Regions from separate parts of the Mus musculus genome. Here region 1 is linked to region 2. A link is a loop called in an ENCODE intact Hi-C map of the cell type or tissue named here. Cell type or tissue: left cerebral cortex. All regions are shown on one strand. Links, peaks and the distances in the headings refer to the core of each region. The heading gives the core; the rest is flanking DNA.

Evidence for each region. Peaks named below come from ENCODE experiments on the same cell type or tissue, not always from the same donor. Only the 100,000 strongest peaks of a DNase experiment are listed, where the experiment ranks them.
Region 1: a loop joins it to region 2, with 2.8 times the contacts of the local background. A loop is called at or near these places in 4 of 42 quality-filtered maps.

The regions. Positions count from the first base shown.
Region 1 is chr2:30,120,288-30,125,656 of GRCm38, forward strand. Zer1 (zyg-11 related, cell cycle regulator) reads right to left here and starts at 4,324. Exons shown (of 16, transcript NM_001290503.1): 1 at 3,989-4,324. In left cerebral cortex, for the core only: no CTCF peak of the experiment used is centred there; DNase peaks (open chromatin) are centred at 252, 2,692, 3,057, 3,488 and 1 more place; H3K4me3 peaks cover 2,662 bases; H3K27ac peaks cover 4,200 bases.
Region 2 is chr2:30,063,529-30,068,897 of GRCm38, forward strand. It overlaps Set (SET nuclear oncogene), which reads left to right and starts at 2,946. Exons shown (of 8, transcript NM_001204875.1): 1 at 2,946-3,365; 2 at 4,741-4,798. The coding sequence starts at 3,293. In left cerebral cortex, for the core only: no CTCF peak of the experiment used is centred there; DNase peaks (open chromatin) are centred at 2,816 and 3,678; H3K4me3 peaks cover 2,678 bases; H3K27ac peaks cover 1,642 bases.

The DNA of each region.
Region 1 (5,369 bases), core at 148-5,147, 57 kb after region 2:
CACAAAGAAACCCTGTCTCAAAAAAAACCACAAAATAAAAATAAAATGATAAATGAATAAGAGAGTAACCAATGTTCAGAGGAGGAAGCAAGGGACCACAGCAACATCTTGACACCTAGGAAGAGAGACTCTGGGGAGCCAGAGGATCCAAACCTTGGAGCAGTGCCCATCCTGTGAAATGTTAACCCATGAGCTCTGGGAACCCTCTTTATAGAGGTTGAATGTCTTCCAGGAAGGAATAGGTCCCAGGCTGGAGATTAGGGACAGAACGCTGCTGTGTCGATAGTCCAGACAAGTGTCAGGGGACTCTCGGGGACAGAGGTGCAAGTGAGGTTAGAGAAAGACATCTACAGAGTCGATGCCTGCAGGTCACTGCTAGGAAGACACAGAATGGGGGAAGACTGCACATGCCCAGCATGCTGCTGGTATCTCTCCTGACAAAGTAACAATGCACACACACTGAGGAAGGACAGAACACTGGGGCAGGCTGCTTGGGTTCTGCTTGTGTAGTCAAACTTCCTAGTGCCTACACTGCTCAGCCCTGGATACCCACTGGCTCCCTTCATCCTCCCAGGAGGCAGGGATCGATCTACAGCCTGCAGGTGTGGCATCTGAGGCTGTGTGCCAAGCAGTCTGCACAGTACATAGATATGCGCTCTCCACTCAGTAGGTCAGACCTGGGCTTTCCAGCTTTCCAGGTCTGTTCTCGGAGGTGCCGCCTACAGCGACTTGGGCAAGCCTCATTTTCTCTTCTCTGCCATCAGAACCTCCTTACAACTCCAAGCATCCTTGAGCACTGACCACAGATGATCTGGTTTTCTGGTAATGATTCTATGGGCACCATGGACCAGGGCTAGAAGCTTCCTAAAAGTAGGGACCGTGCACAAGTCACAGGACCTCCATTGTATATTAAAGAGCACATGTTGGGCTAGCTGGGATCCTCCCGTTTGTCTCTCCATCTCTGGGATTACCAGTGCATGTCAGCAGATGGCTTCTGTATATGGGTGCCGGGGATTGAACTTGGGTCCTCGTGTTTGCAAGCATGCTTACAGTCTGAGCCATATCCCCAGGACTTTGCTCACTTCTGAAGCCAGAAACCCAGCTCTAGTGAATGAACCAGGTTTGATGTTGGTCCCCAAAGAGCTGACTCCATAGTGGTTTCTGAGCTCACATTCCTGGAATCAAGAACTGCAGCAGTGAGGCTAACGAAACACACCCACCAAAGGCAAGACCGTAAGATGCTTCAGTGGTTAGTGCTGCCGAGACTGAAAGCCTGCATTCAGCCTCGGGCCCCTCATGGTGGAAAGAGAACAACTCTTATAAATTGTCCTCGGGCCTCCACAAATGTGCTGTGGTACTTCCCTAAGTAACTGTTAAACACAAACGAACACCTGGAGGCAAAGTGGGCCCTGAGCATGTGGGCCCTAGATGCCCCTGTACGAACCCAGTGGCATGAACGGTAACAGCAAGTGTTCTTCACCACTGCGAGCATGAGTGAAGGATAAACTCTTCTCTGACCAGTGTCTGGTTTCATCCTACCGCTCTCTCCAGGGTCAGCAGGGGCAGGAGGACACCATTCTCTGCGTAAAGCAGGGAAAACCGAGGTTCAGAAGGAGCAACAGATTCACGTAACTATATACAATAAGCTGGCAGCAGAACTGTGCTAGGCCCTGGCTCACCACAGTGCTAGTCTGGGGTTCTGGTCAGAGAAGCTTTCTCTGCCGTTGAGGCTCCTGTCTTCTAATCACTGACTTTACACATTTACATGTTACTTAATTTTGTGGTGCATGGGGTGGGCCCCAGGGGTTTATGGACCCTAGGCAAGTGTTCTATCACTCAGCCATAGCCTCTGACCCTTGGCCTTGCATTTTCAAATCCTCTGGCCCTGCTCAGCCAATAGCACAGGCCTGATGATGTAGTCAGGTTCAAGGGCTGAGAAGATCTGGAGTTGTTCTCCTCAAAGGCTGCAGATTTTCAGCCTGTGCCAGGGGCCTTCAGAATTCACAGCCTCTACCTGAAGTTCGATCACACACTCAGTGCCACAGATAGGTCCAACACAGTTCTTTTCCAATCTGTCTGGAAGACATCGTTTTGCTTATATTATGTTACAGAATGGGGATATTCAGGGCTTGATTTTAAAAGTCCTTTTTGGGTCAGGCATGGTGGTACACACATATAATCTGATGGAACTGTATCAGGAGGCAGTTGCAGATCAAGCTCTATGAATTCAAGACCACATAGCAAGATTGAAGCCAGCCTTGTCTACATGAAACTGCCTCTAAATAAATAAATGAATAAATAAATGTATGTATGTATGTATGTATGTATGTATGGCCACCAGCTGGAGTTGGTGGCTCCTGTTTGCAGTCCTAGCCTTTGGGATGCTGAGGAGAACTGCTGAGTTCAAGCTCAGTCTGGATTCCACAGGCCGTTGCCAGTCTCACTACAGAGTGAGAACTTGTCTAAACAAACACAACAAACAATCAAGGCCAAGGTCACAGATACCCCGAAGAACAGACCATTACTTTTACCAGTGAATGGTGTCATAAAGTTCTACTTAGCTTCCCCCAGTATTCCTACAAATCCTATGAGCCAGGGGAGTCAGACAGAGCTGGTGATGCCTCCAGCTGATGCTAGAAAGAAGGGCTGCAGGACTGTGTCGTGGGTGGATCCCTCCTGTCATGTACCACACTGCCACACATGCACCCTGTAGCTTAGCAGTCCTATTCTACAGATGGAAAGACCGAGGCAGAAGGTCACCTGCTCACATTCTAACTACGAGGAAACAGTAATGTGACATGACTTTCCCGCAGAAATCTCTTTTAATTTCTGCCATGGATGTTCAGTACAGACAGCAAGAGGGCACTTAAAACACAGGGCTGAAGTACATTGGTCATTTGTCACCTCAGACAATTGATTCTTCTCCAACATTTCAAAAATTACAAATCAACCCTGCATCACAAGCCAGTCCCTAATATGTTCCCTGCGGTTATTTCTTCTCACTTGATTTCCTTGCCACCCACTCTGCCTCCTTCATTCAGACCCAAGCGGGTTCTCTTGCCACCACAGGATCTTTGCGCCTGCTGCTGAATGCTGAGCCCCCAGAAAGCTGTAATGACTTTCTACCTCACTCATCTCTGCTCAGACAGAAACCTCATTAGAGACCTTCCCTGACCATTCTATACAGAGGTCCCAGTCTCTGCTTCGTGACACCTATTACTATCAAACATGTTGTACGTTTATTTACTGAATAAGGCAAAGCACATCGACCCTTCATACCTAACAAGAACCTCTTGGTCAAAGCATAGCTTCTGTGACCCCCCTTTCAATGCTATCTCCACCGGTCACTCTAACTTGAAGCCTGTAGAGAACCATTCTGTCAGAAACATCATTGAGTTAGCTTTTCCCAGGCATTAGGCACCACTACCCCCAACCCTCTGCTCCCCCTCCCGTCTCTGTCATACACACAAGGCACAAGCAAACCCGGGGAAGCTTTGACTGGTTAAAGAGCAGCTAAATCTACCCAGAGCTAGCCAGAGCGGTCAGTTTTAGTTTCACCTCACCTATGGGAGCCATTGATCTTCAGCAAGCCCACCCGCTCTTTTCCGACCCTGTTGCACTATCTTGTACCTTGGCATCGCATTTTGGGAGCTGATCCAGGAGCCAAGCCATCCCTAAGCTTTTAAGTAGCACGGCTTCGGGGGTTGGGAGAAGACCTAAACTCATCCAACAGGTAGGAGGGGCAGAGGCTGGCCTCCTAAGCCCTACGTTGAGCCCCCATTTTGCAAGGGCGAGCGTCGTTCTCATTCTAGAGAGAGCTCAATTTTCAAGGCAAAATCCTCAGACCTGGGTGGCAGGCGACGAGCGCCATCCCACCACTAGCCTGTGGTGGACCTCTGCAAGGAGTCGCAGCGACAATGCTTAGACCCTGAGACAGGGTGAAGAAAAGGATGCAGGTACGTCTCTTGGCTCGGCATTTAGGACGTACCCTAGGAGGGGGCGGCCCTCAACGGGGAGACAGGATGCTTCGCAGGCTTACAAGCGGAGGCTGCGGCCCGGGGGAATCGGCGGCCAAAGCGCCGCAGGAGGTCGGATCCGGTCCGGGTCCGGGTCGGCGGGGCGGGGCGGGGCAGGGCGGGAATGCTGCGACCGGAGCCCCGGACGGAGGCCGTTCCCTTGCCCTCGGGCCGCCGGCTGCTTGGCTCCGGGCCCAGCCCCTCCCCCCGATCCTGTTCCGAAGGCTTGGAGAGCCTGTGGCTGCGGGTGTGCTGTCAACAAAGCGTCACTTCCGGGCCGCCCCTTAGCAGCAGAGGAGGGGTTCTCTCGTCTTGTCCCGCCGCGAACGTGGGCGGAGGCGGCTGAAGGTTCCGGGTTCTCTGGGCTGCTCCTGCCCAAGCTGAGGCCCCAGTCTCCACGTTAGCTTCCAGGGTTCCTTCTAGCGAGGGGCTAACTCGCAGGAGCAGGTTCAGGACAGGATTGACTCCATCTTACCTAGTTAGTGCTGACTCACCCGGTGCCCAACCCGACGTCTTTTGGGCGGTCTCTAAGCAGCCACCACATTGCCCCTCAAAATGTGCTCCTCCTTCTTTCCTTCACGAAAAGGGCCATTCACCCAGGAGCTGTCAGATAGCAGGAGTGAGGCTGTTCTTGGCCACTGCGTTTTCTTCTAGTCACCAAGGATCTCTTAACAGTTGTTTCTCTCTTCCTCCAATAGTGCCCTACTGTCCATCATTTTATCTTTCAAAAATATTATTTTAATTATGTACATAAGTGTATATGTGCTTATGCACGTGACGGCAGCTGCCTGCTGAGGACAATAGCCCCGGAGCCCATGAAGCTGAAGTTACAGGTAGTTGTAAGCCCCACAAACGTAGGAACCGAACAAGCTCTCTGGTCTATACTTCCTTTTCATTTTAAGATTTTTTTCCCATTTATTTATATGTGTGCATGCATATGCACATGTGCAGGAGATCAGAGCACTGTTGGCTGGAGAGGGTTCTCTACACCAGCCACGTTGGTTTCAGGGATCAAATTCAGTCCTCACCATGCTTGTACCAAGCACCCTTACATGCTGGGCCATCTCACTGGCCCCATCACCATTTCTTCTCTTGATTTCTACCATAGCCTCCGAACACAAATCCCTTCGTTCCTTCTGCAGTCTCACAATCAGGGCATCCAGACTTTTCATCTACCTTCTCTCCTTACCCAGTCCCTCAGTAAATTGTTTCCTTCTGGTCTCCTGTCCAGAACGTTCACAGTTGAAATCAGTGTGGGCTCTTTGCATCTCTGTCATTCTAAGCTCAAACAATCAGGCAGTAGGCTTAAACATTTTTCTTACTGCCCTCCACATCTGGTAAACTAACAACACT
Region 2 (5,369 bases), core at 314-5,313:
TCGTGCCTAACGTACTGGGTCTGGAGCCCCGAACATGCTGTATGTACACACGGCAAACACCCTTTTTCTCACTGCTTGCTGAGACTTAAGGGTAAATAAATTGCAGTTGAGATGGGGGTTAATCTTTTCCCTTTTGTTATAAGCAAAGTGTGAGCGAACCTTTTTGGTGTTACACATTTAGTCTGTTGGCAGAAATAGTTAAACCGGGAGAGATGGGAGGGTGCCACCATAGTCCTCCTAAATGTGCCCAGTGGACACAGGTTGACCTGCCAGGCACTGTAGCCAGCCTCTCCACACTGGTATGGAGAGTGCAATGCTTGGTGGCTTCCTGGGTGCACCCATGCCCAGCGCCCCCCCCCCCCTTCTGCTTTGATTTCCCTTAGTATGCTCCTTGTATTCATCTTGAAGTTCAGGGCCCAATCAGAGGAAGGCCCCGTGGGTCTTCTGTAGATTTATGCTGTGGTCACAGGCACCAACCCTTGGACCAGACGTTGTGGTTGAAAAAAACTTCAGTTTTCAGAGCAAGCTTCTTTCTACCTGGGAGTGGCCCATTAAGTCAGTCTATCTAGGCTTGTAGGTAAAAAAAGGAAAGAGATTGGAGAAGTGGTGGTTCAGTGCTTAAGAGCACATTGGCCTTGCCAGGGACCTGGATTTAGTTTCTAGTACTGCAGTGGTGGCTCCCAGCTTCGGCTCCAGGAGGATCCTCTTCTGGCCTTTGCACATAGCACAGTTAAATACTACAGACAAAACACTCTTCTGGGTAAAAAGTAATTTTTAAATTGTTTGTGTAATACAAAGAGAAAGAAACAGACATTCTTGGTGGGTTGGTTTGTTTCCCCCACCCCCCACCCCCCCCGTGGGTGTGCGCCAAGACTTGATGTCAGCTCTTGTCTCTTAAGCCACATTTAAGACATTAGGGGTTTGGGGAGTGAAGAGCAGAAGTTCAAGGCCATCCTTTTCTAGTTCCACTCCCCACCTCCCAACCCCCAGAAAAAGAAAATAACTGGTTTATGTTGGTTCCTTCTCTTGTAAAGTTGAGTTGCCGGTGGGGCTGCCTGGCAGATGACAGTTTATCAGGCACTAGACCTGGGGATCCATTCCCATTACTTAACCCAGTTTAGTTTATCTGTAAAATATACTTAGTATCTTGTTTTGGAAGAGTTTGAGGCAGGGGTCGTGGCTGAGTGATAGGGAACTTGCCTCTTAGGATCCAAGCCCTGTTTTTTAACCCTAAGATTATCTGTAAAAGTTACTTTGTATCTTATGAGGGTTACAGGAAAATACAGCCAAATGCAGCAGGAGCCTAGGGTAGTGATTTGGTATGGGAGTGCTAAGGGCTAATGCTCTAGCCCTTTTACTTTTAGACACTTAGACACTGTAGCCCAGGCTAGCCTCTGCCTCAGCCTAAGTCCTTGTTTTGTTTGTGGAATTTCTTTGCTACTGTGTGCCAGGACCTCACAGGGCTATCAGGAATCATTCCTGGTGAAGGCATCACCTGAGTTTTAGCAAATGTTAGTCACAGTTTATAGCTCTCCTTTTTGTCAGACCGTTCCCTCTTTAAGAAGCCTGTCCACAGTTGCCTGTGTTGGAGGTCTCTAGGCTTGGGAGCTGTGTGGGTTAGAGGTCCTTAGAGGTTGTCGCCAGATTTAAGCTTACCAATTGCAACAGATGAGTGCAATTAATTCACCGACTTGAGCATAAGGTGCACCACCAGGAAGGCCTAGCTGAATTTCCTGGAGTTGAGATGGAAACTTGGAGGAGCACATTTGTATTCTCTCACCATGGACTGTATATATATATATATATATATATATATATATATATATATATATATATATATATATATATGATGTATTTTACATTTATTGTCTACCCACCATGAATGACTTGACTTAAAGCCACATTGCTTTATGTATAAGAGCTGATAATAAAACGGGAATACTGAGAGTATGGATAGTTCAAGCTCTAGTGGTAGAGGAACCAGGTAGAGAGCTTTCTGGATTTCCAGGACCACGTGTTGGGATCCAGGTAGACAGAGAACTATCTTTTCAAGTCCTGAAAAACAGTGTTTAACCATTAAATCCCTCCGACATAGTGCTTAAGGACTTTTTAATAATCTAAAGCTGTTTTTGTTTGTTTGTTTGTTTGTTTTACTGTTTTAGCCTTTGACTTTTAAACATTTCCCCATTTGTCATCACCAAAAATGTGCTTCCCTCACCACTGAGATCAGGACACCTGTACGAAGTTGAGCAGAAGGACCTGTGGCAGAAAGGTCCTTCCTACAGTCAGAGAACTTTCCTGTGGTTCTTTTGAGTGTGAATATGTAACAGATTTTTAAAAATTCAGAACCGAGGGCAGAGGCTTGAATTGGCCCATGCATAAACCCGGTCCCGCGTGTAAACTGGATAGAGGAACTGCTTGCGTGTGGCTCTGCACAGCAGCCTAGAGTTTGAGTCCCCAGCTTCTCCATCTAGAAAAAAATGAAGGTGCCCGGGTGCAGAACTCAGGCGCCTGATTGTAGCCAGGGTACTCCTAAGGCCTGTACTTTTGAGGGGCTGCGCGCGCCCCCTCTCCAGAGCCCCCAGCCGCCCCGCTAAGGGAAGCCACTGAGCCACCACGTGATGGAGTATTGGGGAACGGAGGCCCCGCCTCTCAAGTCACCGCGCGGCGCGCAAATGTCCCGGGTCGGCTGGAGAAGGGGAGAGCGGGGGAGGGGAGCACCGCGCGGGGGCAGGACCATGCGTCGCTGAGCCGCTTCCTCCCGCCTCTCGTCCAGGCCCCAGTGTCCCCACCGCCGCCGCCGCCACCCGCCACGGCCCCGCCCCCTGCCCCGCGGCCGCGGCCAATCGCTGTACGGCGCGAGCCTCTCCGGCCGGGGGCGGGACTTGCGCAGGCCCGGCGCGCCTGCGCTCTGCGGCCTGCCCCTCGCCGGGAAGAGGAGGAGGTGGTGGTGGAGGAGGTGGAGGAGGAGGAGGAGGCGGCTCAGGGCAATCCAGAAGCGAGCCGGAGCGCGGGGCGCGAGTCGAGGAGCCCAGCCGAGCCGCCGCCGCCTCCCCGCCTTCAGCGAGAGCCCCGGCCGGGGGCTCGCCACAACGCGCCCGGGCCTGCCTCCGCGTCAGGCCCCGCGGGCAGTGCCAGGCAGCCAGGGGGAGGGCAGGCAAGTGAGCGCCGGGAGGAGGCGGCCGGAGCGAGCGGGCGCCGCGCGTGTGGCGTGAGGGGAAGCCGCTGGCCGCCCCCTTGGCCGTCCCTTCGCTCCCCCTCCCCGCTCCCCGCCCCGATCGCGGAGGGCACCATGTCTGCGCCGACGGCCAAAGCCAGTAAAAAGGAGCTCAACTCCAATCACGACGGGGCCGACGAGACCTCAGGTGAGGACCGGGCGCGGCGGGGGCCCGGCCGCGCCGCCATCTTTCGGCCCGGACCGCGGGGCTGCGGGGGGCGCGCGGGGGCCGGAGAGCCGGCGCCTTTTTTGTGTGCGGCCCGGGACCGGGGGGCCGGGGTGGCGCCGTGGCGGTGAGCGGTGCGGCCGAGGCGGGGGCGCTGCGGCCTGCGCGGCGGGCGGAGACCCCCCCTTCCCCCCGCCCGCGCTCTCCTCCCCCTCCCTCCCTCCCGAGAAGCCTCTCTTTATTGTGCTCCGCCATGATGCCTCGCTCCCATCAGCCGCCACCGCCGCCACATGGTGCGGCCGGACGCAGCCTTGCGGCCGGGCCTCTAGTGCCGCCCTGCTTCCCGCCCTGAGCCGGCGCTACCGCGGAACCGGGAACCGGGGTTTGGGGCGGGGTAGGGGCGCGGAGCCGGCGGGAGGATGCTCCAGGCTGCGCGGGTTGCGCACCCCACGTGGGGCAGCCACACTCGGGCGCGCCGGGGGTGCGAGGAATCTGGCCCCGAGGCCGTATGATGCAGGGGCTTCAGGGGCCTTTAGGACGCCTAGCCCTCGCCTGGAGGGTCGTTTCGAGCCCAGGACAGCTGCAGAGCCCGGGCTGGTTACCGGAAATGAGACGCGCGATCGGGCCCCTTCACGCCCACTTGGCTTTGTAAAAGCCTTCACAACCCTCGGACAAAAGGGCACGAAATAGGAGCACACCCCCTCTCCTTTTTATGGCTCCAAGTTTTTGAGTAGGGTTTTCCCACGAAGTGTCCTGAAATACTGCACGGCCGTATATGATGACCAATCTCATCAAGAATGGGTTGAAGGAGTAAGGTCAGGTTTACATTCTAAGTCTGAGAAGACGACTCCGGGAAGTTTGGTGACTAACTGGTCTTTGTCGGTGTATATTGATAATCATAACAAATTGAGAGCACTTTAAATTTTTTTAAAGCAGTTATAACAGTTGATAGTATCCTAATTTGTTTTATGGCCATGGACTAGTTTCCACACTAAGTGGCAGCTGGCACTGGCACCCTTTCTCTTACAATTGTATAATATTAGTAATAAACATGAAAAATTCTTGAATGAGGTGAAGCCTCTCATTCACCTTTAATAATGAAGGCCAATGATTGCACCTTTGTAACGAACGAAACTCTTTGAAAAGTAATCCAGGAGTGAAGCATTTTTCCGAGTAGCGGAGTAGATGCCTTAATTTGTGAATGGTAGGGTAATGAGAAAGTAATTCTCAACTGCGTGCTCGAACACGTGGGGAGCATGCTTTGTGGTGAGCTTCACTGTTGCAGTTCCCATCCTGGGATCAGGAAGAGGAGCTTGTAATTAGTGTTGAGTCTTATGTCCCCTTTCTTGTTTTGCAGAAAAAGAACAGCAAGAAGCAATTGAACATATTGATGAAGTACAAAATGAAATAGACAGGTAAAATATATTAATTCATGTTATGGAAAGTTCTCTTGTGGAACTGATTTGGCATCAGGTAACTACAGGAAGGTTTTGGTGAGCACACTCGTGTTTCAGTCTGGTTATAACTCCCGGGTTAATGTAATCTTTCCTCAGCCTTCCCAGGTGCGGGGGTACTGTAGGTAGGGTGCTCTTTCAGAGGTGCAGAATTAGAGTCTGGCTGCTGCTACCTGGGTTTTTTTGGTTTTTCAGAGACAGGGTTTCTCTATAGCCCTGGCTGTCCTGGAACTCACTCTGTAGACCAGGCTGGCCTCAAACTCAGAAATCCACCTGCCTCTGCCTCCCAAGTGCTGGGATTAAAGGCATTTGCTTGTTTTGTTTCTTGATTAACCTTCACTTACACTTTCTGCTACTGGGGACACAATAACTATTTGGAAATACAGTATACAGAAATACAATGTTGCCAGACTGGAGATGAGCTGAGTTAGCTCAGTGGTTTTGGTTGTCAGAGGACTGGGCTGCAGGGTAGCAGATACTCTGTTCCTAAGCAGGGAGAGAAAAAGCAACAGTGTTACCAGCATGTGTCAGT